2 separate regions of the Homo sapiens genome follow, and region 1 is linked to region 2. Evidence: chromatin loops called from intact Hi-C (ENCODE). Cell type or tissue: IMR-90. All regions are shown on one strand. Each heading gives the region's core, and the rest is flanking DNA. Links, peaks and the distances in the headings are about the cores only. Region 1 holds the start of HYKK (hydroxylysine kinase). Region 2 overlaps LOC105370913 (a long non-coding RNA gene).

Region 1 (16,433 bases), core at 2,539-10,538, 200 kb before region 2:
AGTTGCCTGCATATATGGTAACAAGGTCGTGTGCATTTGCTTTCACAGTGATGAGTGAGAGGATGAGAAGAAATTATTTGACATTTTTCTGTGGTTGAATAGAAGACACCTTTCTTTTGTCTTTAGGTTTAGGAGGAGATACTAAGATACTGGATGTTTATCCTATCTTAGTTTGGTTGGAGTAATAAGAGAGAAGAAGAGGGTGGACTTTGGCTTTTCAGTGTTTTTTCCCCTAAAGAGTGATATTGCTGACGTTTCTATCAATTTTACACATAATATGTGGCTATGAAACCATATATCTCACTTAAGTAACAAAGTAATCACTTTGTCTATCACTAAGTAATAGACAAAAATCATTGTCTATTATTTAAAGCCAACAAAACAGTGTAACAGTTTTAAGTTCAATAATGTTAAGTATTGTATAGAAATATATTGGAGGCAAAGTTCAGTTGATGACAATTGTGTATATGTTACTGATGCTGTAAATTATTTTTAATAAAGAAAATTGTATTATCACATTTGATTCTTGTTCTGTTTTGTAGTAGTTGAAAATAAAACAACATGATGTAAAAAATATGCTGCCATCCGGCTGGGCACGGTGGCTCACGCCTGTAATCCCAGCACTTTGGGAGGCCGAGGCAGGCGGATCACGAGGTCAGGAGATCGAGACCATCCTGGCCAACACAGTGAAACCCTGTCTGTACTAAAAATACAAAAAAATTAGCCGGACATGATGGCGGGCGCCTGTAGTCCCAGCTACTTGGGAGGCTGAGGCAGGAGGATAGCATAAACCCGGGAGGCAGAGTTTGCAGTGAGCAGAGTTCACGCCACTGCACTCCAGCCTGGGCGAAACAGTGAGACTCTGTCTCAAAAAAAAAAAAAAAAAGCAAAAATGAAATGTCCCGCCATCCAGATGCCATCCAGGAGCAGCTGAGGATGCCTGCTCCCTGTGCTGCCCGTTCATTAGTGTTCATGAAACAAGTCATCGGAAGCTGGGAGCCAGGATCCCAGGTGTATTTGTTTGTTCTCGCATTGGTATAAAGAAATGCCTGAGACTGGGTAATTTATTTTAAAAAGAGGTTTAATTGGCTCATGGTTCTGCAGGATGTACAGGAAGCATGATGCTGGCATCTGCTTGGCTTCTGGGGAGGCCTCAGGAAACTTACAATCAAGGTGGAAGATTAAGTGGGAGCAAGCACTTCACGTGGCCAGAGCAGGAGGAACAGAGAGACAGGGGAGGTGCCACACACTTTTAAACAACTAGATCTCAGGAGAACTCACTATTGGGACAACACCAAGGGGGATGGTGTTAAACCATAAGAAACCACCCCCATAATCCAGTCACCTCCCACCAGGCCCCACCTCCAACACTGGGGATTACAATCCGACATGAGATTTGGGCGGGGACACTCATCCAAAAAGACGTATCCTTTCTTCCCACTATTATTAGCAACCTAAAAGAGTAAGGTTTATTTCTTAGAATTCAGTAATCATAAACCATAATTGGCACTTTATTAGAATTTTCTAAGGATTCCAATTTAGTATTCTAAGAAGTTTGCATTACCTAAAGGCTAATACCAACATAGGCACAAGCTGATAGTTTGAATATGCAGTCTAGGAGGAAACTTAAGAGCTTCATCAGTGTAGCATTTAGTTGGTTTACAGTTTTCACTTGATGCTAATTTTGCTTTTTAATTACAAAGTAGCTTCAGATTTACCATTTTGATTTGATGTATGTTGTAAACCTGTGTTCTGTACTTGAAAAATGCATTTATTGCAAAAGCAGATGCATATGTAATTCTCACAAAATTTGCTGGTATAATGACAAGTGTGGCCAGGCGAGGTGGTTCACACTTTGGGAGGCCAAGGCAGGAGGCAGGAGGATCACTTGAAGTCAGGAATTTGACCCCACCCTGGGCAACATAGCAAGACCCTGTTTCTTAAAAAATAATAATAATTAGTTTGGTGTGGTGCTGTGCACCTGTAGTCCCAGCTAGTTGGGAGGCTGAGGCAGGAGGATCGCTTGAGCCTAGGTTGAGGCTGCAGTGAGCTATGATTTATGCCACTGCACTCCAGCCTGGGTGACAGCAAGACCCTGTCTTTTAAATAAGTGTGTTGTCACTGTGAATTTTGTGTTTATGTGGTGTTAGTACTGAATTTTAAGCATTTTTTTCAGTATTTCCCTATCAATATCTATATGATCTGTGGCAGGGTCCCTTTTTATTACCAATATTGGTAATTTGTGTTTTCTTTTTTTTCCTTGATTAGTCTTTCTAAAGGGTTAGAAATTGAGTTAATTTTTTAAAGAGCCAATTTTTTACATTATTTTCTCCATTGTTTTCTGGTTTTTTGTTTGGTTTTGGTTTTGGATTTTTTTTTTTTTTTTTTCTTTTTGAGACGGAATCTGGCTCTGTTGCCCAGGCTGGAGTGCAATGGTGCGATCTCGGCTCACTGCAACCTCCACCTCCCGGGTTCAAGTGATTCTCCTGCCTCAGCCTCCCGAGTAGCTGTGATTACAGGCATGCGCCACCATGTCTGGCTAATTTGTTTTGTATTTTTAGTAGAGACGGGGTTTCACCATGTTGGCCAGGGTGGTCTCAAACTCCTGACCTTGTGATCCGCCCACCGGGGCCTCCCAAAGTGCTGGGATTACAGGCATGAGCCACCGTGCCCGGTTTGTTTTGTTTTATTGGTTTCTGCTCTGAAGTATTTCCTTTCTGTTACTTATTTAATTTCCTCCTTTCCCCCAGCTTTGTAACACTTTTCCTCCAATGTAAATGTAAATATTTAAATTTTCCTCTAAGTGCTGCTTTAGCTGTAGCCCACCGTGGAAACTAAAGCCAATTTTGAGCATTTTAAACAACTTGTAATATATAAAGGAAGTATCATAAAACTGCTGGGATATTGTTTTATGAGACATTGTTTTATAATGTAAAATCATGTCCATAATCTCACTGCAAATTGTTCATTTTGTTTCACTCCAGTTTTGTTTTTTTTTTTTTTTTATCGCTGAGCTCTTTTTTAAAAAAATTATAAAAATAGAGGTGGGGGTCTCACTGTGTTGCCCAGGCTGGTCTTGAACGCCTGGCCTCAATCAGTCCTCCCACCTCAGCCTCCCAGACTGCTGGGATTACAGGCATGAGCCACCATGACCAGCCACTGAGCTATGTTTGAGAGCAACTACTTAAAAGTGCTCCAGTAGCCAACTGAAGAAACGTTAATACAATGACATGACATTTTTCCCCCCTAGAAACGGGTCTCACTATGTGGCCCAGGCTGACCTCGAACTCCTGGGCTCAAGCACTTTTCCTGCCCAAGCCTCCTGGAGTAGCTGGGACTATAGACATGCAACACCATGCCCCGCTTAAAATGACATATCTGGCCGGACACGGTGGCTCACACCTGTAATCCCAGCACTTTGGGATGCCAAGGCGGGCGGATCACGAGGTCAGTTCGAGACCAGCCTGGCCAACATAGTGAAACCCCGTGTCTACTAAAAATACAAAAATTAGCTGGGTATGGTGGCATGTGCCTGTAGTCCCAGCTACTCGGGAGGCTGAGGCGGGAGAATCGCTTGAACCCAGGAGGCGGTGGTTGCAGTGAGCTGAGACCGCACTGTTGTACTCCAGGCTGGGCGACAGAGCAAGACTCTGTCTCAAGAAAAAAAAAAAAAATGACAACGCATCTTGTCTTACATTGGTGGAACTTTTTAAAATGTTGTAAATGTTGTAAATGTTTAAAATCCAATGTTGGTATTATTGAGAGGAAAACATGATTTGACAACATGTATTAAGAGGCTTAGACCGGGTGCAGTGGCTCACGCCCCTAATCCCAACATTTTGCCAGGCTGAGGTGGGAGGATTGCTTAACCCAGGAGTTCAAGACCAGCCTGGGAAACATGGCGAAACCCGTCTCTACAAAAAATTAGCCGGACGTGGTGATGCGCACCTGTAGTCCCAGCTACTCGGGAGGCTGAGGTGGGTGGATCCCTTGACCCCAGGAGGCGGAGGTTGCAGTGGGCTGAGATCACGCCACTGCACTCCCGAGTGACAGAGTGAGACCCTGTCTCAAAAAATAAAAAGGCCTTAAAAGTGTTTATTCTCTTATACCTAGTAATATGATGCTGAGCAGTTTTAAACACATAAAGTGCACGAAAGATTTATGTATGAGGATATTATTATTTTTTTTTTTTTTTGAGACGGAGTCTCGCTCCGTCGCCCAGGATGGAGTGCAATGGCGCGATCTCGGCTCACTGTAAGCTCCGCCTCCTGGGTTCACACCATTCTGCTTCAGCCTCCCGAGTAGCTGGGACTCTAGGTGCCCGCCACCATGCCCGGCTAATTTTTTTGTATTCTTAGTACAGACGGGGTTTCACCGTGTTAGCCAGGATGGTCTCGATCTCCTGACCTTGTGATCCGCCTGCCTCGGCCTCCCAAAGTGCTGGGATTACAGGCGTGAGCCACCGCGCCCGGCCGAGGATATTCTTTAAAACAAGGAAATGGTCACTTAAAGTGAAAAAGGCAATTTACAAAGTACATTTTTTTTTTTCTTTTTTGAGACAGTATTGCTCTGTCATGCAGGCTGGAGTGCAGTGGTGCGATCTCGGCTCACTGCAAACTCCATCTCCCAGGTTCAAGCGATTCTCCTACCTCAGCCTCCTAGGAGCTGGGATTACAGGCGCTAGCCACCACGCACGGCTAATTTTTGTCTTTTTAGTAGAGATGGGGTTTCACCATGTTATCCAGGCGGGTCTCAAACTCCTGAACTCAAGTAAGCCACCTCCATCGGCCTCCCCAAATGCTCGGATTACAGGCGTGAGCCACCACACCCTACCAAATACTATATTTCAGAAGAATTCAGGGAGTGGAAATGCACATACCAAAGAGGGCAGTTGTGGATCCAATAGCCCTGCCTCCAATTCTCACAATTTCCAGATTCAATCTTAATTCCCATTCCCTCATCCCAAGAGAAGTAGAGAAAGACCAGTAGAGCTGGAATAATGACAGGTGGAAATAACTCAGAAGCCACTCAAGGCAAAAAGCATGCAGAGGGGCCTAAGGGAGCCAATAGGATTCCAATTCTGGTTACAGAAAAATCCAAGTCAAAATCACTCTTTGACAATCTAAAGGAATGAGATATTAATTATGTTCCCCTGGGGTTGTGAAAAACAGCCCTGCCTTTTGGAGATTAGAAGTGAAGCAGGTAAGAACCATATCTAAAGCAGGAGAAGAAGCTTCCCTCAGTAGGTGGTTGATAGGGGTCTGGGAATCATCCAAGTTAATCAGGGTGACTATAGATAATCCGAGTGTGTTATATCCTGACAGAAAACAAAGGGTGGATGTGCATTGGCAAAAACAAAATAAGAAACCAATTTGCAGGCATGAGTGGACCAGTACCCAGGACTCTCTTCCAGTAGCCTACAGTAGATAGAGGGCTCTGACTTATCGGAGAAGTCCTGCTTGGCTGGAGAAGGGCATCAAGCTGTTTATCAGCGCCTCATGCCCTTAACAGTTAAGACCATCCAACTAACCTGGCTGTTACTCCATGAATCTCGTGCAGCTTTCTGAAAATCATGGGGTCTCTGCGGACTTTCCTGCAGAAAGAGAGCCCACTGATTCCACTACCTAGATAAAGGCGTGGTGGTGGGCCCCTGTAATCCCAACTACTCGGTGTAAGAATTAAAGAAAGAGGAAAGAAACACGAAAAGTGGCTTGGTGGTCATAAGAGGTTTATTTTAGAGAAAACCTGAGAGGGGCGTCTGGCCAAGTTAGGTCAGAGGCACACTCTCTTACAGACTAAGTAAGTTTTTAAGGATTCGGAGTGGGAGAGTTTATCAGAGGCTTGGACTGCTTCTGTGTCTCTTTGTTGTGCTTATCTCGGAGGGAGAGTTGTGTGTCTGTTCCCATACATCTTTCTGCAGCTGCAGACATACCCCCTGAGTCTAATTTTTGTATTTTTAGTAGAGAGGGGTTTCACCATGTTGGCCAGGCTGGTCTCGAACTCCTGACCTCAGGTGATCCTCCCGCCTCGGTCTCCCAAATTTCTGGGATTACAGGCGTGAGCCATCTGCGCCCTGCCTAAACTGTTCGGGTTCTAACATTCCAGCATCCTCCTGCGGAACGCAGCCAGGCCTTACTCAGGCCTTCCAATCAGGACCCTTACAGTTCCTGGGGCTGGGATTGCGAGTCTCTCTGGGGCCACGCTTTCTAAGCGTATCACTTCCAGGATACGTGCCTCCAACAGAAGGAATGAAGGCTAGGAAACAAAAACGTGGATGCGGGTGAGGAGCTGTCAGTGTTACCGCCACGACAACGTGGACCCTGCGAAACTCGGAGGTGCCACTCAAGAGCCGAAAGCCTGCCCACTCGGGGTGGGGCGGCAACCCGGAGAGCCAATCAGGAATAAGGAGTCCGGTTCATGAAAAGGTAGCCGGATTCTGACTGGGATACTCACTGTGAGAAGGCTGGGCGGAGTTGCAGAAAGTCAACAGAAGCCGAATCTCTGAATTTCTGTTCGCAGCCTCCTAGGCGGGGCCGGGAAAAAAATCCAGTAGTCTGCGCTGACTGGGCGGCGAGGGACCGGGAGGAGCCAATCAGAAGTCAGGACTCGCGGGGCTTGGAGGAGGGGCGCGGGCGCTGCGGCCCCTGCTCTACCTCCTAGCGCCGGTGCGCGGCCGAGGCCGCACTACCTGTCTGCGGGAAAGCGGGATCCACCCCAGGACGTCGGGTCGCTGCCGGTGAGCCAAGGAGGGGGAAGCAGAGACGAGCCCTGCGTCCCCGCTGCGGGAGTCGGGGTCGCCCCCGAGGGCAGGGAGGCTCGCTGCAAGTGTGGAGCCGGGAGTCCTATGCCTCAGGCTCCTCCAGCCCGCGCTATCCTCAGCTCGCTGCGTGCGTGATGGGCAAGTCACCCTTCTTCCCGGACCTCACCTGTAACCTAGGAGGGCTGAGCTGGGCCCCCAGAATGAAAGCGTGGCACCCGAGAAGCTGTCGAGGCCAGCCCTCCCGGGTCTGTGTGGGGTCGCTGGCCGAGGGCTGTGCCGGCGCCTGGCCGGTGTCTACTGGGAGCAGTCTCTGAGCTCCGCTGAACCTCACTTACTCATGCGCCCTCCTCCTCTCTTTTCCTGCCTCTTGGTTCAGCAGCCCCTCTGCAGCCCGCTCACCCACCACTTTTTCCCCTTCACCCACCAGGAAGACCCTTAAAAGCACCTAGTAATGCACTGTTGTCTTTGAAAAACTGCAGATGCTAGATTCCCCACCTTTCTGTTTCATGATCCCCTTGGGGTTGAACTGCCCCGTGAGTCTGTGGAATGAAGGTCACCCTTGGTTCACCATTTAATATTAAATAAGGGACTAGCCTAGGGGCTGAGAATACAGAGATTGACTGGGTATAATCCCTTGGAAGGACGCAGCAAAAGGGAATGTAGGAGAAGAAAGGTAGAGTTGGAAGACATGCTAAGGTAGAATTTACTAGACTTTGTTACACGTTGGGAGTGAGGGACAGGAAAGAATCAAGAATGACTCCTGTTTCTTGTCTGGTATACTTTGCACAAAGTACAGAGCTTAAGTTCCAGCCCCCTCCCGGCTGCAGGACAAAGGTGGTGAGATTCTGACGCAGATCTTGGAGTTGGAAATCACACTTGCTTCCTGCGGGCTTTTTCAGGAGCTAAATACTGTTGGCCGGATATATAGACCAACAGCCTATAGTACCTGAATTCCTCCTCTCCCTTTCAATGAAGTAGGAAAAAAAGTTAATAATTTTTAAAAATGTGTGAGTGGGCAACATAGCGAGACACTGTCTCTAAAAAAATAAAAATAATAAAATCAAAAAGACAGCCATGATGGCTTGCACCTGTAATCCCAGCACTTTGGGAGACCAAGGTAGGAGGATTGCTTGAGCCCAGAAGTTCGAGACCAGCCTGGGCAACATAGTGGGACCCTCTCTCTCCAAAAAAAAAAAAAAAAAAAAGGCCAGGCATGGTGGCACCTGCCTGCAGTCCCAGCTATTTGGGAAGCTCAGGTGGGAGGATCCCTTGAGCCCAGGAGTTGGAAGCTGCAGTAAGCAGTGATTGTGCCACTGTACTCCAGACTGGGTGACAGAGACCTTGTCTCAAAAACAAAAAAAAAAAAATTCCCCTCCATACAAAGGAGACATTTGGTTAAGACAGACATGTCTGATAAACATATTTTTTTCTTTGTTTTTATTTACTCTCAAGAGTTGACTTGATCTGTGCCATTAGTTCTATGATATGGAGCGCTTATATAAAGAAAAAAGGCGAACTTAAAGAACTTTAGTGGCATGGAATACTAGAGCTAGAGGAGACTTTTAGTAATAATCTAATCCAACTCTGTTTTAGAGGAGACATGACTAGTCCAGAGTTTCAGAGGTTAGGTAGCAGAACTGGGACTAAAATATGTCCTATTTCTCCCAGCACAGCCTTTTATTACATCAGTCTATTTGGATGGCCAGAGCTAACAACCTTGCTTTACATGGCTATGGAAAACAGCGCTCTCCTAAGAGGAGCTTAACAAGTCAAAGATTGTATGGGAACATCTGGAATAGAAAGGAGATTGGCCTTCACCAGTTGCCTCTAAGGTTCCTTACAACTTTAAGAACTTATCATTCATTTCAAATTCAGAATTGTTCTGACATCGTTAACGCTTTGGGAGTTGAAAATGACTCCAGGATTTCATCTTGGAGTTAATGCTTCAGTCCATATTGCATTTTGAATACTTACCTTATACCAGTTTACATATCTCCAGAAAGAATGTTAAAATTCCTTGTAAAGTTTTAAGCCTAAATACAGTGTGACAGGATATGTTGGTTCCCAGAAGTTTCAAGTGCAAAGATTGTTTTGAAACTCCATTTAGGCTTTGTCACAGTACCTTCAGTGAACAAAATCTGAACGGCTTAACTTGCTTCTGAAAGCAAATGCCTGGTTAGAAAGTAAACAGGAAACATGATTGTCAAGAAGGCATTAACTTGCAGTAACAGGTGATGGAAACCGATCAGTGGCACAAGCTATGCAAGTTAAGAGGCTGGAGCAATCACTTTGGGTAGGAGGATCAGGGAAGGCCATGGCAGGGGCTAGGGGGTGGTTAGCGTTTGAGGGTTACCTCTCCCTTATTTTCTCTTCTCTTTTTTTTTCTTTCTTTCTTTTCTTTCTTTCTCTCTCTCTCTTTCTTCTTTCTTTTCTTTCTTTCTTTCTTTCTTCTTTCTCTTGCTCTCTCTTCTCTCTTTTCTTTCTTTTCTTTACTTTTCTTTCTTTTTGATGGAATTTTGGTCTTTCGCCCAGGTTGGAGTGAAGTGACGCAGTCTCATCTCACTGCAACCTCCACCCCTCTGGGTTCCAGTGATTCTCCTGCCGCAGCCTCCTGAGTAGCTGGAATTATAGGCGCCGGCCACCATGCCCGGCTAATTTTTTTTTTATTTTTATTTTTATTTTTAGTAGAGATGGGGTTTCGCCATGTTGGCCAGGCTGGTCTCAAACTCCTGACCTCAGGTGATCCACCCACCTCAGCCTCCCAAAGTGGTGGGATTACAGGCGTGAACCACTGTCTTTACCTACCCTTATTTTAACTTGAGTCATCAGGCCATAGTCCTAGGACTGAGGCAGGGAGGGGGTCATATAGGAGATTTCTGGTATATCTCCCTGAATGTTATCCCCTTTCCCTCACTGGAGTTAGGTGGGTTTTTGCTATGATACAGCCAAATAAATTAGGCATTAACAGGCATATGGTCTGATTTTTAGAGTTCCAAGAAAGTCCTAAGATCCACCTCCTCTGTCCTAGCCAATTTCTCAGAAGCGCTCTTTCTTTTTTAGAGGTAAATTTTACATTCAGTGATATTCACAGATCTTACTAGTTTACTTAGGTTTTAAGTTAAGTTTTGACAAATGTAAGCCATGTCGCCAAAGCCTAATCAAGATGTAGAACACTTGCCTCTCAGAAAGTTCTCTCATGCCCCTTCCCTGTCAGAAGCAATACATCTTCCACTTTCCACAAAAGCTAACTCTTCATGAGATTCTTTTTTTTTTTTTTTTTTTTTTTTTTAAATAGAGAAGCGGGTCTCATTATGTTGCCCAGACTAGTCTCGAACTCCTAGCCTTGAGTGTTCTCCCACCTTGGCTTCCCAAAGTGCTGGCTGGGATTACAGGTATGAGCCACTGTGCCCAGCCCATAAGATTATTTTTATATAGTACTGTATCCCCTGAACAGCAATCAAAACATACCCTAAAATGCAGCTCACCCTCACGATGTTATCAATTATTTACAACTTAGTATGAAAGAAGGATTAGAATAAAACTATTTTGGGAAAACAGCATGAGATTCTAACGACCTTAAATATTTGGTTCCTGAAGCATGTTCAGAAGACCTACATTGTCTTTCATATGTAGCTGGATGCTCAGAAAATATACCAGGTGTGGGTAGCAGAGGGTGGAATTACCAAGAGAAAGAAAACAGTCTCCTCCCCCGCCCATGTATCCAAATCATACTTAAAAATTCAAGGCCCAGCGTGGTGGCTCATGCCTGTAATCCCAGCACTTTGGGATTACAAAGCAGAGGCAGGCAGATCACTTAAGCCCAGAAATTCAAGACCAGCCTGGCCAACATGGTGAAAGCCTGTCTCTGCAAAAAATACAAAAAATTAGCCTGATATGGTGGCTTCTGTAGTCCCAGCCACCTAGGAGGCTGAGGTTCAGGATCATTGAGCCTGGTGGTTGAGGCTGCAGTGAGTTGTAGTCATGCTATTGCACTCCAGCCTGGGCGACAGAGCAAGACCCTGTCTGAAAAAAATAAAAAAAAAAAAATCAATTCAGGCCAGGTCCAGTGGCTCACACCTGTAATCCCAGCACTTTGGGAGGCGTAAGTGGGAGGATCGCTTGAGACCAGGAGTTTGAGACCAACCTGGGCAACAAAGTGAGACCCCCATCTCTATCTTTAAAGATAAAAATTCAAATCTATCTTCTCAAGAATGTCTTCCCTTAGGCTGTAGTAATTTCTCTCCCTCTCAGCTTCTGTCACAGTTTTGGCAGATATTAATTTCATAGGTCACAAACTCAAATGTAACTTTATTTTTTGTAATTGACCTTAATTTTAATTTTAAGCCCCTATTCCTCTCAGCAGTGGAAAACATATTCTTTACAATTTAAGGTAAACTCAGTCACTTCAGTGTTGATTCAGTCATTTCAGGTTAATACGTATAGTTAATACAGGGTTTTCTTTGGTTCTCTGGCCTTATCTCCTCCAGTGACTCACACAATACTTAGCTCATCAGTCTACATTTTTCTATTTGAAATATGTGTAATAAATTAGATGATCTTATAATTTAACCAAACTGTTACTATAAAAGATCACTGTATTTGAATTTATTGTTTAACCTAAGACGGTAGGAATATAGTCAAAAGGACATAATCATGGATTAGAAGTCTGGAGAGCTGAATTCTTTTTTTCTTTTTTTTCTTTTTCTTTTTTTTTTTTTTTTTTTGAGATGGAGTCTCGCCCTGTTGCCCAGGCTAGAGTGTAGTGGTGCGATCTTGGCTCACTGCAGCCTCGACCTCCCATGTTCAAGTGATTCTCCTGCCTCAGCCTCCCGAGTAGTTGGGATTACAGGCGCCCACCACCACGCCCAGCCAATTTTTGTATTATCAGTAGAGACAGGGTTTCACCATGTTGGCCAGGCTGGTCTCAAACTCCTGACCTCAGGTGATCTGCCTGCCTCAGCCTCCCAAAGTGCTGGGATTACAGGCTCGAGCCACCACGTCCAGCCCCAGAGCTGAATTCTTACTGTGACTTAATATGTAACTTTGGGCAAGTCACTTAACCTCTCAGGACCAAAATTTCCCCTATAAAATTAATGGGGGAGGAGGAGGGAATGGACGAAGTGATACCAAGGTGCTTTCCTAGTCTGTGTTTGGGAGGTAAGTTTAAAAATAATTTGTCCTATAAGAATTTGTATGCAGTTGTCAAATCATCTACTTCTTGATCTTATTCACTGATTTGATTTTCTTTTTAACTTTATGAGTAAAACTTAACAATCAAAAGAAGTACAGAATCAACAGAAACATTACTGGTCTGTCTTGAGAAAAATCATTTAAATAAATATATTCATCCTGTGTCCCCTTTCTGTTTGTTGCTTTTTGTTCCCCTAGACATAATGTCAAGTGGAAACTATCAGCAGTCAGAGGCTCTTAGCAAACCCACTTTCAGTGAGGAACAAGCCTCTGCGTTAGTGGAGTCAGTGTTTGGGTTGAAAGTTTCCAAGGTCCGGCCACTTCCTAGCTATGATGACCAAAACTTTCATGTCTACGTTTCAAAAACCAAAGATGGCCCAACTGAATATGTCCTCAAAATAAGCAACACCAAGGCTAGCAAAAATCCAGACCTGATTGAAGTGCAGAATCACATCATCATGTTTCTGAAAGCCGCTGGATTTCCAACAGCCTCTGTGTGTCACACTAAAGGAGACAACACAGCTTCTCTCGTGTCTGTAGGTAAGAGATGACCAATTCGCCGATCCATTACCTATCCAGACACATCACTGCATTTTGGCCACAAGTAGAACTATGAAGAGCAGGTTCATAATTCCAAGTGTAGATGTGGTTGTTATTATTTTTTAGCACCTCAATAGTACACCCTTAGAGGTGGTTGTGTTTTCGGTGCTGGGAGAAGCTACAGCGTCATCAAAGTGGTGATTGGTCCTCTGATTGAGTAGTGGTTAGAGCCCAATGTGGTATAAGTTTTCTGTTTAGAAAGGCCCTGACAGATAGTAACTAAGGGGACTTGTGGAAATCAGGGGAATATTTTTTGTTTGTTTCGTATTTTTTGTTTGTTTTGTTGGTGGTTTTGGGATTTTTTATTTGTTTGTTTGTTTTTTGAGACAGGGGTCTCACTCTATCACCCAGACTGGAGTACAGTGGCGCAGTCACAGCTCACTGCAGCCTTGACCTCCTGGGCTCAGGTGATCCTCCCACTTCAGCCTGCTGAGTAGCTGGGACTACAGGCATGCATCACCACGCCCAGCTAATTTTGTAGTGTTCTGTAGAGGCAGGGTTTCGCCATGTTGCCCAGGCTGGTCTTGAACTCCTGGCCTCAAGTGATCTGCCTTCATTGGCTTCCCAAAGTGCTGGGATTACAGGCATGAGTCACCATGCCTGGCCTGTTTTTTTGTTTTTTTTTTTAACCAGAAAAATAATAAAACATTTTTATTATTTAGAGAAGCTATAAATTCTGGTGTTGTGGTATAGTAGAAAGAATATAATACTGGAAATCAGGAAATCAGGAATTTTAGATTTTAGCTTTGTCATTACTGTATATGTGACCTTGGACACATAGACCACTTAAATCCCTAAGGCCGCCAGTCCTCATCTGTGAGACAGCCCTTTTCACCTCTAAATACTAAAATGCTGAGAATGGACCTAATTCAGCTCTTTAAGCAACAGGCTAAAACCAATTTCTTGAAATTTTTTTAAAGGTTCGAAATCTTGATTGTCTTTTTCTCTCTTAATTGTTCACCATTCTTTCTTAATTTGCATTGCTCCAAATACGTGAGGCCCATTGTGGTCCCTGAGACACAGTTATTGTCCTGTGTTGCAAACACAGGCTGTCCCACAAGAAGCCTGATTCTGGAAGTCATTTATTTGTACCTCACTCCCCTCAATTGTGAACTTATGAAAGAGTATGTGTTTTTGCTTTCATTTACCACAGTAAGTAATTTCTGTGTAGAGCTAAGGCCAGCAGAGTTAGGGCTATAATTTTGTTGGTATGTAAATGGCCAGTTCCAATGTTGTTAAGGTTTGTATATTCTACCTTCTTGCTTCATCCACTCAACTCTGCTTCATAGAATCCTGCCGAGCTGTTTTAGGTTAGCACATTTTTGTTGTTGTTCTGTAATTTCTGTTCTTTTCAGTAATACTTGCAGAGGCAGAATAGCTTCTAATTCTGTTATATCTAAATACCTCTCTCTCTCTCTCTCTCTATATATATATATATATATAAATAATTTAGTCAAAGGATATTTTATTCCATCCATTTAGATAGTGGCTCTGAAATCAAAAGCTACTTGGTGAGGCTGCTGACTTACCTCCCAGGAAGACCCATCGCTGAGCTTCCCGTCAGCCCCCAGCTATTGTATGAAATTGGAAAACTAGCTGCCAAATTGGATAAGACACTGCAGGTAAGATTTGGGGCTTTATTTTATTCTAAGGGATGTTTGTTTGCTTGTTATTTTATTTTTAAAATAAAGTATGGATCAGATTCTCTTTTTATGTATGGTGCTACCTAAGGTATGTTATGAAGGGAATGGAGTCCTAGAGTGCATACATTTTATGACAGTAAGGCTAACTTCTACCTAACTCTTACTGGTGTAGGCCAGGTGTTGTGGCCCACGCCTGTAATCCCAGCGCTTTGGGAGGCTGAGGCAGAGGAATCTAACTTGAGACCAGGAATTTGAGACCAGCCTGGCCAACATAGTGAAACCCCATCTCTTCTAAAAAACACAAAAATTTAGGGCATGGTGGCGTGTGCCTGTAGTCTCAGCTACTTGGAAGACTGAGGCAGGAGAATCGCTTGAGCCAGGAGGTGGAGGTTGCAGTGAGCCGAGATCACACCACTATACTCCAGTCTGGGTGACAGAGTGACACTGTCTCCAAAGAAATTTTTTTTTTTTTTTTTTTGAGACAGAATCTCGCTCTGTCGTCCAGGCTGGAGTGCAGTGGCACGATCTTGGCTCACTGCAAGCTCTGCCTCCCAGATTCACGCCATTCTTCTGCCTCAGCCTCCCAAGTAGCTGGGACTACAGGTGCCCACCACCACGCCCGGCTAATTTTTTGTATTTTTAGTAGAGACGAGGTTTCACTGTGTTAGCCAGGATGGTCTCGATCTCCTGACCTCGTGATCCACCCGCCTCGGCCTCCCAAAGTGCTGGGATTACAGGCGTGAGCCACTGTGGCCAGCCCAAAAATTTTTTTTAAATTAAAAAATAAATAAATCTTACTGGTGTGTTGGAAAGATTACCTAAATTTTTAGAAATTCATGATATTCTTCATGCTGCTCACTGAAAACAGTCAATATTCACAAATAGAAACCTGAAGATTTCATCCAGTCACAGTATAATCAACTGGAGCCCCATATAAAGCAATAGCTAGGTTGCAAATGGATTAATAATGTATGTTAAGGATGTTTTTGCCCTATAGAAACAATATAATGTATGACAGGTACCTTTTAGACCCACCCATAAAACATCTTCATTTATTCAATATTGACTGAGTACCTTTTATGTTATTTAAAAAAAATCACAGGACAAAGGAAATATATTTACTATTTATTAAGTGGAAATGGATCATCATAAAGGTCTTCATTGTCATCCTCATTTTGAGTGGGCTGAGGAGGAGGAAGAAGAGAAGGGTTGGTCTTTTTTTTTTTTTTTTTTTTGAGACAGGGTCTCACTCTGTCTCCTAGGCTGGAGTGCAGTGGTACAGTCACAGCTTAATGCAGCCTCGAATTCCCAGGCTCAAGCAATCCTCCCACCTCAGCCTCCTGGGTAGCTGGGACTACAGGCGTGTGCCACCACACCCATCTAATTTATTTTTGTATTTTTTGTAGAGATGGGGTTTCACCATGTTGCCCAGGCTGGTCTCAAACTCCTGAGCTCAAGCAGTCTTCCCGCCTCTGCCTCCCAAAGTGCTGGGATGACAGGCATGAGCTACCCCATGCCTAGCCAGGGGATTGGTCTTTGTATTAGGCCATTCTTGCACTGCTATAAAGAAATACCTGAGACTAGGTAATTTATACAGAAAAGAGGTTTAGGCCAGGTGTGGTGACTCACGCCTATAATTCCTGCATTTTGGGAGGCCAAAGCAGGAGGATCACTCTAAGGCCAGGAGTTTGGGACCAGCCTAGGCAACATGGTGAAACCCTGTCTCTACTAAAAATACAAAAAATTACCCTGGCATGGTGGTGCATGCTTGTAGTCCCAGCTACTTGGGAGGCTGAGGTGGGAGGATCACCTGAGCCCAGGAGGTTGAGGCTGCAGTGAGTTATCGCACCACTGCACTCCAGCTTGGGTGACAGAGCAAGACCTTGTCTCAAAAAAAAAGAAAAAAGAAAGAAAGAAAGACATTGCTCCACTTCTTGCTTGCATCAGGTCCTTTTCTTTTCTTTCTTTCTTTCTTTCTTTCTTTTTTTTTTTTTTTTTTTCGAGACAGAGTTTCTGTCTGTTGCCCAGGCTGGAGTGCAACGCTGTGACCTCTGCCTCCCGGGCTCATTGCATTATTTCTGACAGGAAATCTGCCATCAGATCGTCCCTCTGAATGTAATGTGTCTTTTGTATGTGTGTGGCTGCTTTTAAGACTTTCTCTTGAGGCCAGGCAAGGTGGCTCACACCTGTAATCCCAGCACTTTGGGAGGCTGAGGCAGGCGGATCACTTGAGGTCAGGA
Region 2 (16,433 bases), core at 5,169-13,168:
AAAATTACAAGCATTAGCCGGGTGTGGTGGCAGACACCTGTAATCCCAGCTACTCAGGAGGCTGAGGCAGGAGAATTGCTTGAACCCAGGGGGCAGAGGTTACAGTGAGCCGAGATCACGCCACTGTACTCCAGCCTGGGTGACAGAGCAAGACTCGGTCTTGAAAAAAAAAAAAAAAAAAAAAAAAAAAATATATATATATATATATATATATATATATATCACACCACACTCTCCTGGCCTGTAAGGTTTCCACTGAAAGTCTGCTGCCAGATGTATTAGAGCTCCATTGTATGTTATGTGTTTCTTTTCTCTTGCTGCTTTAGGATCCTTTCTTTATCCTTGACCTTTGGGAGTTTGCGTATTAAATGCCTTGAGGTAGTTTTCTTTAGGTTAAATCTGCTTGGTGTTCTATAACCTTCTTGTACTTGAATATTTATATCTTTCTCTAGGTCTGGAAAGTTCTCTGTTATTATCCTTTTGAATAAACTTTCTACCTCTGTCTATTTTTCTACTTCCTCTTTAAGGCCAATAACTCTTAGCTTTGCCCTTTTGAGGCTATTTTCTAGATCTTGTAGGCATGCTTCATTTTTTATTTTTTTGTCTCCTCTGTGTATTTTCAAATAGCTTGTCTTCAAGCTCACTAACTTTTTCTTCTGCTTGATCAATTTTACTATTAAGAGACTCTGATGCATTCTTCATTATGTCATTTGCATTTTTCAACTACAGAATTTCTGCTTGATTCTTTTTAATTATTTAATCATGTTAAATTTATCTGATAGAATTTTGAATCCTTTCTCTGTGTTATCTTGAATTTAAGTTTCCTCAAAACCACTATTTTTTTTTTTTGTTTTTTTTGAGACGGAGTCTCGCTCTGTCGCCCAGGCTAGAGTGCAGTGGCGTGATCTCGGCTCACTGCCAGCTCCGCCTCCTGGGTTCACACCATTCTCCTGCCTCAGCCTCCTGAATAGCTGGGACTACAGGTGCCCGCCACCATGCCTGGCTAATTTTTTGTATTTTTAGTAGAGACGGGGTTTCACCATGTTAGCCAGGATGGTCTCGATCTCCTGAACTCGTGATCCGCCCACCTTGGCCTCCCAAAGTGCTGGGATTACACTATTTTGAATTCTCTTTCTGGAAGGTTACATATCTCTGTTTCTCTAGGATTGGTCCCTGGTGCCTTAGTTTGTTTGATGAGGTCATGTTTTCCTGGATGGTCTTGATGCTTGTGGATGTTCATTAGTGCCTGGGCATTGAAGAGTTAGGTATTTACTATAGTATTCTCAGTCTGGGCTTGTTTGTACTCATCCTTGGGAAGGCTTTCCAGGTACTTGAAAGGATGTGGGTGTTATGATCTAAGCTGTATCTGTATTAGGGGACTCTCCAAGCCCAGTTATGCTATGGTGCTTGAAGACTCATAGAGGTATTGCCTTGGTGGTCTTGGATAAGATCTGGAAGAATTCTCTGGACTACCAGGCAGAGACTCTTATTCTTTACCTGTAATTTCTCCTAAATAGTTTCAGTCTCTCTTTCTCTCTCTCTCTCGCTCTCGCTCTCTCGCTCTCTGCTGAGCCACTTGGAGCTGGGAGTGGGCTGACACAACATCCCTATGGCCACCACCACTGAGACTGCACTGGGTCAGACCTAAAGCCAGCAAAGCACTGGGTCTCACTCAGGGCCCACTGTCAACACTACCTGGCTATCGCCTATGTTCACTCGAGGCCCTGGGGCTCTACAGTCAGCAGGTGGCAAAGCCAGCCAGGCTTGTGTCCTTCCCTTCAGGGCAACGAGTTCCCTCAGGCCCTGGTGGGTCCAGAGATGCTGTCTGGGAGCCAGGGACTAGAGTCAAAAACCTTAGAAATTTACCTGGTGCTTTATTCTATGATGGCTGAGCTGGCACTGAAACCATGAGACAAAGTCCTTGCCATTCTTCCTTCCCCATTCCACAGGAGGAGGAGCCTCACCCTGTGGCCACCTCCACAGGCCCACAGGGAGTGCTGCCAGGCTACTGTCAATGTTCACTTAGGGCCCAAGGGCTCTTCAGTCAGCCTGTGGTGAATGCTTCTAGGCCTGGGACTCACCCTTCAGGGCAGTGGGCTCCCCTCTGGCCCAGGGCAGGTCCAATAGCTTGTCTGGTCCAGGGCTTGTCTAATAGCCAAGGCCTAGAATCAGTAACCACAAGAGCCCATTTGGTGCTCTCTGCCCCATTGTGTCCAGGGAGGTACCTAAGCTGCAAGACAAAGTCCCTTTTACCTTTCCCTCTGCTTTTCTCAAGTAGAAGAAGTCTCTCACCACAGCCACCATAGCTGGGAATATGCTAGGTCTCACCTGAAGCCAGCATGTCTCAGAGCCTTACTCCAGGCCCAAAGCATACCACCTGGGTATCACTGTTGGCTCTGCAGGGCCCAAGGGCTCTTGAGTCAGCAGGTGATGAATCCTGCCAGGACTGGGTTCTTTCCTTCAAGGCAGCAGATTCCCTTTTGGCCCAGGGTGTGTCTAGAAATGTCACTTCAGGAGCTAGGTTCTGGAATGGGGGCCTCTCTACTCTGACTGGTGTTCTATCCTACTGTGGCTGAGCTGGTATCCAAGATGTAAGACAAAGTCCTCTTTACTCTTCCCCCTCCTCTCCTCAAGCAAAAGGAAGAAGTCAGTTTAGTTGTTGCAAGCTGCGCTGCCTGGGGTTGCGGGAGGGGTGGTGCAAGCACTCCCTTGGCTGCCCTGGCTGGTGTCTCTCTAGGTTGTGTGCCACCTGAGTCCACTGGCTCTGAGCCCAGCATGGCATCAGGACTTGACTAGGAGTTGAAGTCCTTATGGTCTAGACTGCCTTTCAAGTGTATTTAGGGCCCCAGGGCATAATAGCCTGCCATGCCAAGGCTTGTCAAAACCCAAGCCTCAAGCCTCCTAACTACTGGGATGGGTGAACCCCTCTGGGTAGGGCTGGTCTAAATGCTCCCTCCATGGGCAGGTGTCACATGAGTTCCACCTGGTTTCACTTTCTGCTGTGACAGGGCAGCACTGAGTTGAAGGCAGAGTCCCACAGTTGCTGCATTCTCCCTCCCCCAGGTGCACAGATTCTCAGCACCACAGCGGCCGCTGCTGGGAGATGGGAGAGGAATGGCCTCGGTGTTTCAAGACTGTCTCTCCTACCCTCTTCAGTGCCTCTTTCAGTGTTATGAAGTTAAACCCAGGTACTGTGAGTCCTCACCTGATATTTGGTTCTTATGATGATGCTTTTTTGGTGTAGACAGTTGTTAAATTTGATTTTCCTGCAAGGAGAATCACTGATGGAGACTGCTATTCAGCCATCTTGCTCTGCCCCTCCTCCCTCACTTAACTTTACCTCCTAAGAGCCCTGTTTCCAAATACAATCACATAGGGGTTAGGGCTCCAAGTGTGAATTTTGGGGAGACACAATTCAGTCTATAGCATTTGGACTTGGGAAGAGGGAGGAAGAGAATATTCAGAGGAAGGTCACAGTGTAAGCAACAGTATGGAGGTGGGAAAGTTCAGCTCATGGATAGGAAAAATTGATCCAAGTTGGCAGGGCCCACAGGGAGATGTGGTGGGGTGGTGAGAGGTGGCCACATCAAAAGAACCTTGAATGCCAGGCTGAGGTGGGAGGCATTTCCTGTCATGTAGAAGGTGCCATGAGGTGGTGGGGAGGGTAACAGGATGAAAGGATATTTGGGAGGATGGATCTGGCATCAGTGATGGGTAGGGGTAAGGAGTGAACAAAGCTGGAGGCCAGGAAACTGGACACATGGCCCAGAGTTCAGGGTTAGGCTCTTCAAAGGCAGTTTCCACACTGAGTTCCCATGTGGATCCAAGCATACAGGGGGTAGATGATTTGGAAAAGCAAAACCATTCTCTTCCCATTACCACACAGTTTCCCAGCTGAGCTCATCACCAGAGTCCTACAAATCAGACAGTCAACCTGCCCCAAACTCTTCCCCTAGAAGCTGTGACCCAGAAGGAGTCCTCATCGAGCTGTAGCCCAGGGACACCGCAGCCTGAGCAGGACTGCACCTGTTCCCCCCCAGGAGCCTCATCTCTGTCTGGCCTGGCTTTGGCTTCAAATGCCCTCAGCTTTGGCTTCAAAAACTGTTGAGTCAGATTCATGAGAGCTCTGGCCTTCTTCAGTTTAGGGATTTTTAAATAGTTTTTTTCAAGCAGGCAGTAGATGAGCTCTGCTTGCTTACCTCTAAGAATTGGCTAGAACTCACAGAAAGCTGTTATACTCATAGTTATGGCTTGATTACATGGAAAGGAGACAGATTAAAATCAGCCAGGGGAAGAAAGGCATAGTGCTGGGTCCAGGAGAGCACCAGGCATGGAGTGTCCATTATCCCTTCCCCATGCAGTCAGAGTGCATTACCCTCCCGGCTTTGCTATGTGCCAATACACATGGAGTATTCTCAGCCAGTGAGGCTCCCTCAAGCCTCAGTGTTCAGGGTTTTTATTGGAACTTCATCAAAGAGGCATGATTGATTGTCCATGTGGCTGCTCTCAGTTTCCAGTCTCCAGTCCTTTTAGGGGTGACCTAAAGCCTGGACTCTAAATCACATAGTCACTTTTCCTGGCTTGGCTAGTTCCCACTATCTTTTTTTTTTTTTCTTTTTTTTTTTTTTTGAGACGGAGTCTCACTCTGTCACCCAGGCTGGAGTGCAGTGGTGCGATCTCGGCTCACTGCAAGCTCTGCCTCCTGGGTTCACGCCATTCTCCTGCCTCAGCCTCCCAAGTAGCTGGGACCACGGGTGCCCACCATGACGCCCAGCTAATTTTTTGTATTTTTAGTAGAGACGAGGTTTCACCATGTTAGCCAGGATGGTCTCGATCTCCTGACCTTGTGATCCGCCCGCCTCAGCCTCCCAAAGTGCTGGGATTACAGGTGTGAGCCACCGCGCCCGGCCCCCACCATCTTATTATTAGACTATCCATCATGACCCAAGATCCCCAGGCAAAGATATTCCTATCAGGCATTACGTGTTGAAGATTACCTCCCAGGAGTCTAGGACAAAAGCCAGACCTTTTTTTGGTCAAGCTTAATTTTTTAACATGTCATCATTCTGTTATCCTTCCTATCTGTTTTATCTTCAAAATAACCCTAATTGATGGGTTATTTTGGTTATCTATAATAAACATAAGAATGTTTATTATAGATGAGATCTCAAAAGGAAGGACACTTGAGCAAAGTTGCACAGTTGATCCTTGACTCATGGTACAAGACTCTTTCCACTACTCTGAGAGCCCTGAGTCCTGAGAAGAAGATGGAAGGAAGGTGGGTATACGTGTGTGTGCACGTGTGTGTGTGTGTAAATGTATTTCTAATGAGTATGTGTGGATATATGTGTGTCTCTGTGTGTGTGTATACATGTGGAGGTCTGTGTGTCTATATGTATGTTTGTGTGTGTGTGTGTGTGTGTACACATGCTCAGGGGGAAGGTTAAAGAGAAAATCAGCAGGGTGCAGTGGTGCACACCTGTAATGCCAGCTACACAAGAGGTAGACAGGGGAGGATCACTTGAGCCTGGGAGTTTGAGAGAGAGAAAATTTCAATAATCTTCTTCTTGCAGTTAGAAGGAAAAACCTGGGGCTGAGCATAAAGAGACATAAAGCACAGCATAAAGAGGCAGAGAAATGTCTAAGGGAGAACAAGTGACCAAGAATTAATTAGTTCATCTATAAAGAAATAGAGCACTTTAGCAGCAGAATAAAACTGGAAGATAATTTCCTCTAGAGCCCTGATAATCTTTGTGAGAAAACTGTTGGTCACATTAATTGCAAAAACTTGCAGGACTCTCTGCAACAGAACTGGCTAGTAAAACCATCTTTATAAAACTCACTATGCTACAAGTGGCATTCAACTCTTTCTCAACCAAGATTTCACAAACCTATCTCCAGCTTCCAGATGGTGAGGGAAAGTGTGATGAGACTTTATGATAAATTGTGCCTGTCTCTGAGCCCATCTCCTCCCGTTGAAGAGGAGGAAAATGAGGATAGCACATTATAACCCTGCCTGACAAAAGTCACAAGATAAGCAAATAATTATTATTAAAACCAGAGAGTCCTATAATTTATTCATGAATCCCACACATTCTATATTAGATCTTCCATTTCAATTTCTTGTATTCTTTGAAGCAAATTTATAAGATTTGAATTATTCAGAAAAGCTCCCAAGCTAATATAAGAAAACACTTTAACCACAGGAAGTATCATGCTACACAATATGGTGTGGTGGTGAAGGGTGCAGGCTCTAAAACCAGAAAACCCAGGTTCAAGTCCTGGCCCTACCACCTTGGGAGAGTTACATGGTCTCTCTGTGCCTCCATTTCCCCATCTAAAATGTGGGGATGACAATAATAGTGTCTATTTCACAGAGTTGTTTTGAGGAAAATAATATATGTAAAGCACTGTGAACAGCAGTCAGTGCTATGTAAGTGTTTGCTCTAGTTATTTTAACATTTTGGATTATAAATATCTACCCTGTTATTCAGATGACAAGCATCCCTAAGCTGATAACATGATGAAGAGCTCTTGTGTTCCTTGATTTTCCCTCAGCTTTGTGAGGAAAAGAATACCACATGAAGAAGAACAACTCAAGCAGGGGTGAGAAGGAAACTTGGCTTAAGTTTGGGGGGCTTGAGTTTATTAGGCTTTTGTCTTCTAAAAATCTCCTAAGCTTCATTGATAAGATGTTTAATATCAATCTAGCTAAAAAGGACCAATATACCCCACAAAACACTGAGTTAGACATAAAAACAGAAGGGTAATAAATGAAATATGGAAAACTACACAACCAGAAAAATAAACAACTACCAGTACCCAAAACATGGCTAAATCTCACAGGATTATGTTGAGTGAAAGAAGCCAGCCACAAACCTGCACATACTGAATGATCCCATTTATATGAAGTTCAAGAACAGGTGAAACTAATCCATGGTGACAGAGGTCAGGATCCTGGTTAACTTTGCAGGGACAGCAACTAAGAAGGCGCAAGAGGGAGCCCTCTGTGCTGATGGGAACATTCTGTATCTTGAGCTGAGTGGCGGTCACATGAGTGTGCACATATGTAAATAGTAAGGAGTTGTAGCTTAAGGTATATGCACCTCGCTGTATGTAAGATACTGTCTTAGTCCATGTGTGCTGCTGTAACAAAATATCTGAGACTGGGTAATGTGTAAAGAACAAAAATGTATTTCTCACAGTTCTGGTGGGTGGGAAGTCCAAGATCAAAGCGCCAGCAGGTTTGTAGTCTAGTGAGGGCTGCTCTCTGCTTCCAAGATGGCACCTTGAATGCTGAGTCCTCCAGAGGTGAGAAACGCTGTGTCCCAGCATGGTGGAAAGAACAGAAAAGCAAAAGAAGAAAACTGAGCTAGGTCGCTCCCTCAAGCCCTTTCATAAGGTCGCTAATCCCATTCATGAGGGGGCTCCTCCCTCACGATTTAGTCATCTCCTAAAGACACCACCCCTTAATACTATCACATGGGGGTTTAAGTTCCAACATGAATTTTGGAGGAGACACAAACATTCCAACCATAGCAAATATACTTTACTAAAAAGAAAAAAAAAGGAAAATCTTGTCTCTAAACATGATATTTTAAGTGTTTATATATTTACAGCCCAATTTTCTGCTTGCTTACATAGATATTTGTGACCATGAGTGTCATTCTTAGCTGAGAAAATGTTCAGTAAATTTAAAAAAGCCTCACATTATCTATTAATATCTTACTCAGATAAGATCAAATTTCTAACCTAGATTTTAGGTTAAGATAGAAACCCATGGTCATTTGCTGCAATGTGAGAATGACACAGAGAGATATTAATTAGCAGAATTCCACTATAAAACTAAATTTAAGGGCACAGTTCTCTACTAATGACTCCTCCAGACAAATCAATTACTTGGATATCAATGAATCAACTAAAAATGGAAGTGAGAACAGTTTGAGTCCTTTTTGCAATGGATGGATGTTTACGAGACTATTAAGTGAAGACGGTTCAGAAACAAGGAGATAAATGGCATGCTAATTTGGGGTTGAATGGAGTAATGGGGTGATCTTGGAAATATAAGAATCCTGCTTAATGGGGCTTGTCTGCTTGTAATTTGATAAACTAATATATGTAAATTCAATGAGATAAAGGACATGAGCACTCAGAACAAAATTACAGGAATAAATTTAGCAAAGAGGCACCAAAGTTGAGATAAGGGTCACTGTTCCACGTCTGACATCTTTAATTCTTGAGTCATGGGGATGGTAAGCCAGAGAACAGAGTCTTCTGACTGGAAGCTAAAACCAGCCTTTGGGGTGGGTTCAGAGACACTGTTCAGACTCAAGATGCGAAAGCAGATGTTGCCCTGTTGAAAATATCCCAATTGCAAGGGCATTTTCAAAGACAGTGGTGCTTGGGGGAAAGAGAATGCTGTGTGTTTAAAAAGAAAATAAATTAAAAGAAAGAATGGAAACAAGGAAGAAAAAGTGACCGGAGGGTAGGGTTGCAATATGTTCTGGTTTGCAAGGTACAGCTAAGGTTATGTCTGTTGTGCCGGTGCAATTATAATAGTGTCCCTTTCACTCTCCGAAGAATTTGGATGATAAAGCATATGATCACCCTACCAAAGAGAGGAAATGAGCCAGACGACCCATGTGTCTATTTCAAACAGTGTGGACTGATCCGCAGCCCTGTGCCACTGCCCAGATGAGCGGTGTGCACAACCTCTGCCTTGCCCTACCCCGCCCTGCTCGGGTCTCCAGGAAGGCTGGAGCGGAACCCTCGGCTCCCGCGCTGCTCTGGTGCCACCTGCAGGTTATATGCGGGAACTGCTTCTCTCCACCCTACTACCCTCCACCCAGCCTCCCGACCCCGACCCTGGATAGCCTTGGACTTGGCCAAAAGACATTCAGAGCACACGAAGCCCTGGCTGGGGAGTGGGCTGGACCCTGCAATGAAGCCCGCGTTACAGAATCAGACGAGCCCAGCTTAAACCAACAAGGCCAAGCTCCTCCTCTTCCTACCCACTCCTGTCCTGTCTCATTTTGTAGACGGGAAACTGAAGCCTAATTCAGATTTTTCGTTGGTAGGATTGTGAAGCATACAGCTGGAGCCTCCCAGGTGCCATTCCCCACATCTGTCTTTCCGCTACCACTTTAGGATAGTGAGGAAGCAAGAGAGCTTAAGCTTACTAAGCTCCTACTGTGTACTGGGCACAGAGTGGACACTTTTCTCTCCAGCCTCGCAATTGATGGGAAAGAGGTGATTATACAACTAGGAGACAGGATCAGAGTGGGCTAGCGATGTGCTTACAGTCTCTCAGCTGAAACTGGAACCCAGGGGTCTTTGACTGTAAAGCTAGTGCTCGTTTTGGGTCTCCAGCTTGAGCAATAGTTGCAAAATGCAAAGAGCACCTGAAAATCTAATATCAATCCATATAAGACTGTATTGTAAACAGAAACATGGAGTGTCTTTGTGGGGGTGATGGCAAGGTGGGGAGATTATCTCAATTCTATGTAACCTGGGAACTCTTGGAGGAAAATGAAGCATGACTGAGTGCAATTTGTCTGATAAACAAAATCTGTCAGGACGTGGGACCTTATTGGTCCTGGGTAGTGAAGGTAAGAAATCATGGTGCTGGACCTTTCTTAAAGTGCTTATAAAATCACTCAGGGCCTCAGTGCCTCCACCTTCTCCATGACCCCAGGCAGTTTCCCCATCTGTCTTCATCCTACTGCCTGGCACACTATCCATCAAACTGCTTTTGGGGTTATGTCTCAATAAAACAAAAATCATGGTGGGAGTCATTTACACCCTAGTGAGAGTCATCTAAGATTCCCTTTTCTTCTCAGACCTTTTAGCTGAAGTTGGTTATGAGAGAGGATGGGGAGGGGGAAAAGGGTTGGGGCGAGCACTCTTGGAGCTTGCACTGTTTCTTGCCGGTGCCCAGGCACAATGCGAATATGTCAGTCTAAATGGAGAGCTCCATGCATGTTCCTCTCTAATCCGTTTGTCACCAATACCAGTTCCCAAGGCAGAGCCCCAGGAGGGCTGGACTGAAGGACCTGGAGGTAATAGAAAACAACTTGGCTTTGGGTTTCAGGTCAAGCTGTGCCATGACTTGCTGTGTAACATCAGACAAGTCAGTTCACCACTCTGCACTTCAGTGACCTCATCTGTAAAAGGCTGGTCTGGACTAGATTAATGATTTTCTTTAGGTTTTGCAATTGTTTTGTTGTTGTTGTTTTGTTTTGTTTTGTTTTGAAACGGAGTCTCACTCTGTTGCTCAGGCTGAAGTGCAGTGGCACGATCTCAGCTCACTGCAACCTCTGCCTCCTGGGTTCAAGTGATTCTCCTGCCTCAGCCTCCCAAGTAGCTGGGATTACAGGTGTGTGCCACCACACCTAGCTAATTTTTGTATTTTTAGTAGAGATGTGGTTTCACTACATTGGCCAGGCTCATCTCCAACTCCCAACCTCAGGTGATCCACCTGCCTCGGCCTCCCAAAGTGTTGGGATTACAGGCGTGAGCCACCGCACCTGGCCTGCAATTGTTTTTTGTTTTAACATTATATTCAATTCTTCCTCCATCTTTATTAAAGTATAATTGATAAATAAAAATTGTGTATGTTTACAGTGTTCAATGTGATGTTTTGATATGTGCATACATTATGAAATGATTAAATCAAGTTAACATTTTCATCACCTCACATACTTTTATTATTATTTTTGTGGTAAGAATATTTAAGATCTATTTGCTTAGAGTAGTGTTTACTAGAGGTGAGGAAGGGTAAGGGAGAGGGGGTAGCCAAAGGTTGGCTAACAGGTTAAGAGATACAAGAGTACATGGCTGGTGGCTAACGCCTATAATCCTACCCCTTTAGGAGGCTGAGGTGGGAGGATCACTTGAAACCAGGAATTTGAGACCAGCCTGGGCAACATAGGGGGATCCCATCACTATAAAAAATTTAGAAATTAGCCAGGCATGTTGGTGCATGCCTGCGGTCCCAGCTACTCTGGAAGCTGAGGTGGGAGGATCACTTGGGCCCAAGAGGTCAAGGCTGCAGTGAGCTGTGATTGCACCACTTCACTCCAGCCTAGGGGGCAGAGTGAGACCCTGTCTGAAAAAGCAAAAGACAAACAAACAAACAAACAAAAAACCCCAGCTAGATAGGAGGAATAGTTCTAGTGTTTTTTTGCACTATAGGGTGATGATAATTGATGACAATTTATTATATATTTTCGAATAGCTAGAAGAGTGCATTTTGAATACTCCCAGAACAAAGAAAGGATAAATGTTTGAGGTGGTGGAGATGCTAATCGCCCTGATTTAATTATTACATATTGTATACATGTATAAAAATATTATACTGTACCCCACAAATACGTACAATTATTGTGTCAATTAATAATAATAAAAGCAAAAAATCTTCTTTTAGCAATTTTCAAGTATATATTATTATTAACTATAGTCATTCTGTACAACAGATCTCCAGAACTTATAACATTATATTTAATTTCAATCAAAGCGCTAGATACACAGAGTTAAGAACAAAATGGGGCTGGGTGCGGTGGCTCACCCAGTGGATTACGCCTGTAATCCCAGCACTTTGGGTGGATCACGAGGTCAGGAGATCGAAACCATCCTGGCTAACATGGTGAAACCCCACCTCTACTAAAAGTACAAAAAAAAAATTAGCTAGGCCTGGTGGTGTTCGCCTGTAGTCCCAGCTACTCCGGAGGCTGAGGCAGGAGAATTGCTTGAACCTGGGAGGCGGAAGTTGCAGTGAGCCAAGATCATGCCACTGCACTCCAGCCTAAGTGCCAGAATGAGACTTTGTCTCAAAATAAATAAATAAGTAAATAAAAATAAAATTTTAAAAAGGAACAAAATGGTATCTGGAGCAAGAAATCCTCAGTACAAAAAAAAAAGGAAGAAGAAAAAAGAACAAAATGGTAATAATAGGCTTATATCAAAAAGCATTTCCTATGCCCTTTCTTTTCTTGCCTTTGTGTTGGGAGAAAGGCTGAGTGCTGGGAGAGAAGCCGAGGTGGGCTTGGAACATGTCCGGGGTCCGGGGTCCGGGGTCTAAAACCTCTCATGGCCTTTGGAATGTGTCTAGACTTGCTGGCTCCTTGCTTCTAGCACTCCCATTATCTCAAGTAGCCATATGTTTCAAAGAAAATGCTACACCATCACAGCTGTAGCTTATATGCTTGATATGTCACTTCCTTTCAACCCCCACATCCTCACCACCTGCTTCTTTTTTTGATCACCAATAAATAGTGTGGGCTCCCAGAGCTCAGGGCCTTCACAGCCTCTATACTAGTGTTGGCCCCCTGGTCCCACTTTCTCTCTCAACTTGTCTTTCCTCATTCCTTTGACTCCACCGGACTTTGTAGCCCCCACGTCCTGGTGTTGAGTCTGATCACCCCAACACCTTTGTATCCTAATTCCCAGAGGCCGTCACTTTAAATTCATTTTGCTACTTCCTCTGGTATTTGCATCATATTTCTAAAGAATGTTTACGTTGCTATTTCTTGATTTGTTTTCTTCAGTATCTGTCTACTTCCTGGAATAGCACAGTATAGGGCTTACCTCCCTTATGAGGTCTTAACAGTTTCCTTGCCTCCATTCTACCAATTTCACTGGATCAAAATCTTGTGAAATCAAAAGCATTTACATTCTTGTAGATATCTAAATTTTGTTTCCTAAGCCAAGTCCTGCACTGAAATTGTTTCATTTCTTCCTTTTTTTCCCCCTGGAGTTAATAATTGCTTCAAATTTTTTCCCTTCGTTTGCTTATATGTTTTTGTACCTATTAACTACCTTTCTTTCAGTTACTCCAACTGATCTATGAAATGCCTGGTAATAATTATCTAAAACTAAGATACACGAGCTACTCTATCAGCCCTGTTATTTTCCTGGAGGCTTCCCTCTCTCCCTTGCCCTCCATCCTTATGCTCCAAACTGGACTCAGCTCTCAGCCTGTGGCATGGCTGGCATTCTGACATGTCTCTGCACCATTGTGTGAATTTCCTGCTGCCTCTTCTGTGTGCATCTCCTGTTCCCTTGCCCCAGATCTTCTTTTTCCCTGGTTCACTGTCTCATTATGTTGCAGTACATCTTCCAGTGGCTTCCTGAAAAGCAGTGAATGGAAGCCAAGCTTTCTTACCTTCACATATTTTAGAATGTCATTGTTCTACCCCAACTCCTGATTAACAGTTTGGCTGGATATAATGCTCTAATTTGAAAGTAACTTCTCACATTGGGAAATACTGCTCTATTATTTTCTAGTTCCCAGTGTTGTTGGTAAGAAGTCAGTATCGTGCAGAATCTTGGCTCTTTACATGTGACCTGTCTTTTCTCTCTGGAAGATATTAGGATTTTCTATCTTTGGATTTCTCAATGATGTGCCTTGTTGTAGGTCTTTCCTCATTCACTTTGCTAGTCACTTGGTAGACTCTTTTGAATTAGAAAATTTTGTGCTTCTATTGCGGGAAGCCACGAGCAGGTTTGAGTGAGCTGGGTAATCACATTCTTTTCTTCCAAGGACAGAGGTATCAAGGCCCTGGGAACCTTATAAGTGGATGGGGAGAAAGGGGGCCTGAGGTGAATCCAACAAAGCTGCAGCATCCTCTGAGCTCATGTCCCAAGGCTAGGCTCTGCCTGAGGACAGGAGACATGGGTGAGACCCACTTCCTGCCCAGTCTCATAGTGGGGCTCAGGACACACATGGTCCAGGAGGTTCCCAGCCCCAGCTACATTTACATGCACCTACCTGCATGCAGCAATCAGTGAGCCACAGGACAACTTAGGGGAAGGGGCAGCTCCAGAGAGCAGGATAGGAGGGAGGTAAATGATTATGGGTGGGGAGTGGCCTTGTGAGGAAGGGGCAAAGTCAGGGCTCTGTGTGTGTGTGTGTGTGTGTGTGTGTGTGTGTGTGTTGTGTTGTGTATTGGGGGAAATGGGGAGAATATTTTGTCTGCCCCCTTTTCTGGCCACTGCACCCCTTTTTTCATGAATAGTTTTTCTTCCCATCATGGACTGAGTGTCTCTGTCTCCTCCAAATTCATATGTTGAAGCCCTAACCCTCTGCATGGCTGTATTTGCAGATGAGGCCTCTCAGGAAGTCATTAAGTTTGAATGAGGTCCTAAGGGTGGGGCCCTGATTCAGTAGGATTAGTGTCCTTATAAGACAAGACACCAGAGGGTGCACTCACTCTCTCTCTGCACAAATACAAAGAAGAGGTCACATGAGTGCACAATATGGCAGCCACCTACAGGCCAAGAGAAGAGGCCTCAGAATGAAACCTACCTTGCTGGCACTTTGGTCTTGGATTTCCCAGCCTCCAGAACCGTGACAAATAAATGTTTGCAGTTTAAGCCACCCATCTGTGGTATTTTGGCATGGCACCCTGAACTGACTAATACATCTCCCGGCCCTGCTTCAACCACATGACACTAGAGGGCTTGGCAGTTTTAGCGTCCCAGCTACCCAGCCAACCCAGACCAGACCAAGCAGAAACTTTCTTCTGGAATTTTTTTGTTTGTTTTTTTGAGACGGAGTCTCACACTGTCGCCCAGGCTGGAGTGCAATGGCACAATCTCAGCTCACTGCAACCTCCGCCTCCTGGGTTCAACTGATTCTCCTGCCTCAGCCTCCCGAGTACCTGGGATTACAGGCATCTGCCACCACGCCCGGCTATTTTTTGTATTTTTAGTAAAGACAAGGTTTCAACATGTTGGATAGGCTAGTCTGGAACTAGTGACCTCAGGTGATCCACCCGCCTTTGCTTCCCAAAGTGCTGGGATTACAGTCATGAGTCACCACACCGACCTATTTAAGCTGATTCTTTAAGGGTGAGTAGAAATTTTTTCCAGGTGAATAAAACCTTGAGATATTCCAAGCAGAGACCAGCAGGTGCAAAGACACAGGGATATACAGATGTTGAAATTTACCAACCACTGCTAGATTAGAAAAAACAAAAAGGAAACAATCAAAATAAAAATTTAAAATTAAAAATCACCTAAAAAAAAAACTAGGAATGGGCTTGGCCAGAGGTCACATTGCAATTGAGTTAACTATGACCATAGACACTCAGTAATGGATGGAAGTTTTAGGGAAAAACATAACATTCTCAGGTTGTTGCAGAGTATCTAGAACAATTTAGAAATACAGGCATTGAATTCTGGGAATAGTTACACTGTAGTGAAATCATGTCCTTCTCTGCATATGAAGCATATATGTGTCACACTGTTCAAAGTGCTGAAAATCAGACTCTTCTCAAGGAGCTCATGAGCAATCAAGGGAGATGGATGGGGGAGCAACTGATTATCATGTGACAAGTGAGGTAATAGAGATATGACTAAGATGCTATCAAAACAAGAATAAAGGAATTATTCATAATATATGGAGTGCTGGGGAAAGATTTCTCAAATGAAGCCAGCTGGGCGTGATGTCTCACACTTGTAATACCCACACTTTGAGGGGTGGAAGTGGGAGGATCCAGGAGGATCTAGGAGTTCAAGACCAGCCTGGTCGACAGAGCAAGGCCCTGCCTGACTCTATATTTGAAAAAAAAAAATTTTTTTTAAATAAAGTGATATTTGAGCACTCTGGAGCACCATACAAATATAGGACAGACAAGGAATGTATCCAGCTTAATTTGGGTTAACATTTTTTTGAAATTTTATATTGCAAAAATAGTACATATTCACTGTTGTGAAATTAGGAAAAATTGATAGGCAAGGAGGGAGGTCTACAAAGCTCTCCATAGATCCACTGTACTGAGACAATGCTTAATGCTTTGATGGATTTATTGTATACTTTCTATGCATATGCATGTAATGTATACATACATGTGCATGGTTAAATAGACATGGTTCTCCTTGGTGTTCTGTTTATCCATGTATTGTTATGAAGTAAATCCCCAAAAAGTACATTTGCTTTGCCCAAGGGAGTCTTTTGCTACATACTGCTGTACATAAGGAAAACTAAAAAACTGGCTAACTTTTCAGCCTTGTGACCTTGTGGTGATTCAGATAGAGGCTTCATCAAAGGCAGATTCAGAAATGAACTTGGTGTGTGTGGGTGGTTATGCTTGGCATTATTGTTTGTAGTAGTATGATAGGGATGACTTCAGTGTCCACCAACAGGGAACTGGTTAAGTCAACTGTGGTACATCCAAACGATGAATACTGTGCGGTTGTAAAGAAGAATGACAAAGACCTCTGAACTCATGTGGAAGAACTTGGATATATTGTGTGTGTTTTTTAAAGGAACAAGGAATGCTATAGTATGTATGGTATGCTACTTTTTGTGTTGAGAGAGAAGAGTAGAATAAGAACATACATTTGTATTTGCAAAGATAAATTCTGAAATGATATATAAGAAACCAATTAAAAGTGTTGGCTGTGGAAGGAGAATAAGACTGTGAATGGGA

What was found. Peaks named below come from ENCODE experiments on the same cell type or tissue, not always from the same donor. Only the 100,000 strongest peaks of a DNase experiment are listed, where the experiment ranks them.
Region 1: a loop joins it to region 2, with 2.4 times the contacts of the local background. A loop is called at or near these places in 2 of 110 quality-filtered maps.

The regions. Positions count from the first base shown.
Region 1 is chr15:78,500,936-78,517,368 of GRCh38, forward strand. It overlaps HYKK (hydroxylysine kinase), which reads left to right and starts at 6,642. Exons shown (of 5, transcript NM_001013619.4): 1 at 6,642-6,736; 2 at 12,149-12,490; 3 at 14,033-14,172. The coding sequence starts at 12,154. IREB2 (iron responsive element binding protein 2) reads left to right here. Exons shown (of 22, transcript NM_004136.4): 22 at 1-518. In IMR-90, for the core only: no CTCF peak of the experiment used is centred there; a DNase peak (open chromatin) is centred at 6,466; H3K4me3 peaks cover 1,389 bases.
Region 2 is chr15:78,700,785-78,717,217 of GRCh38, forward strand. It overlaps LOC105370913 (a long non-coding RNA gene), which reads right to left. Exons shown (of 3, transcript XR_932509.2): 2 at 7,204-7,321. Among named protein-coding and RNA genes, the nearest start is that of CHRNB4, 68 kb to the left of the region's middle. In IMR-90, for the core only: a CTCF peak has its summit at 8,793 (motif pointing left); no DNase peak of the experiment used is centred there; H3K27me3 peaks cover 2,096 bases.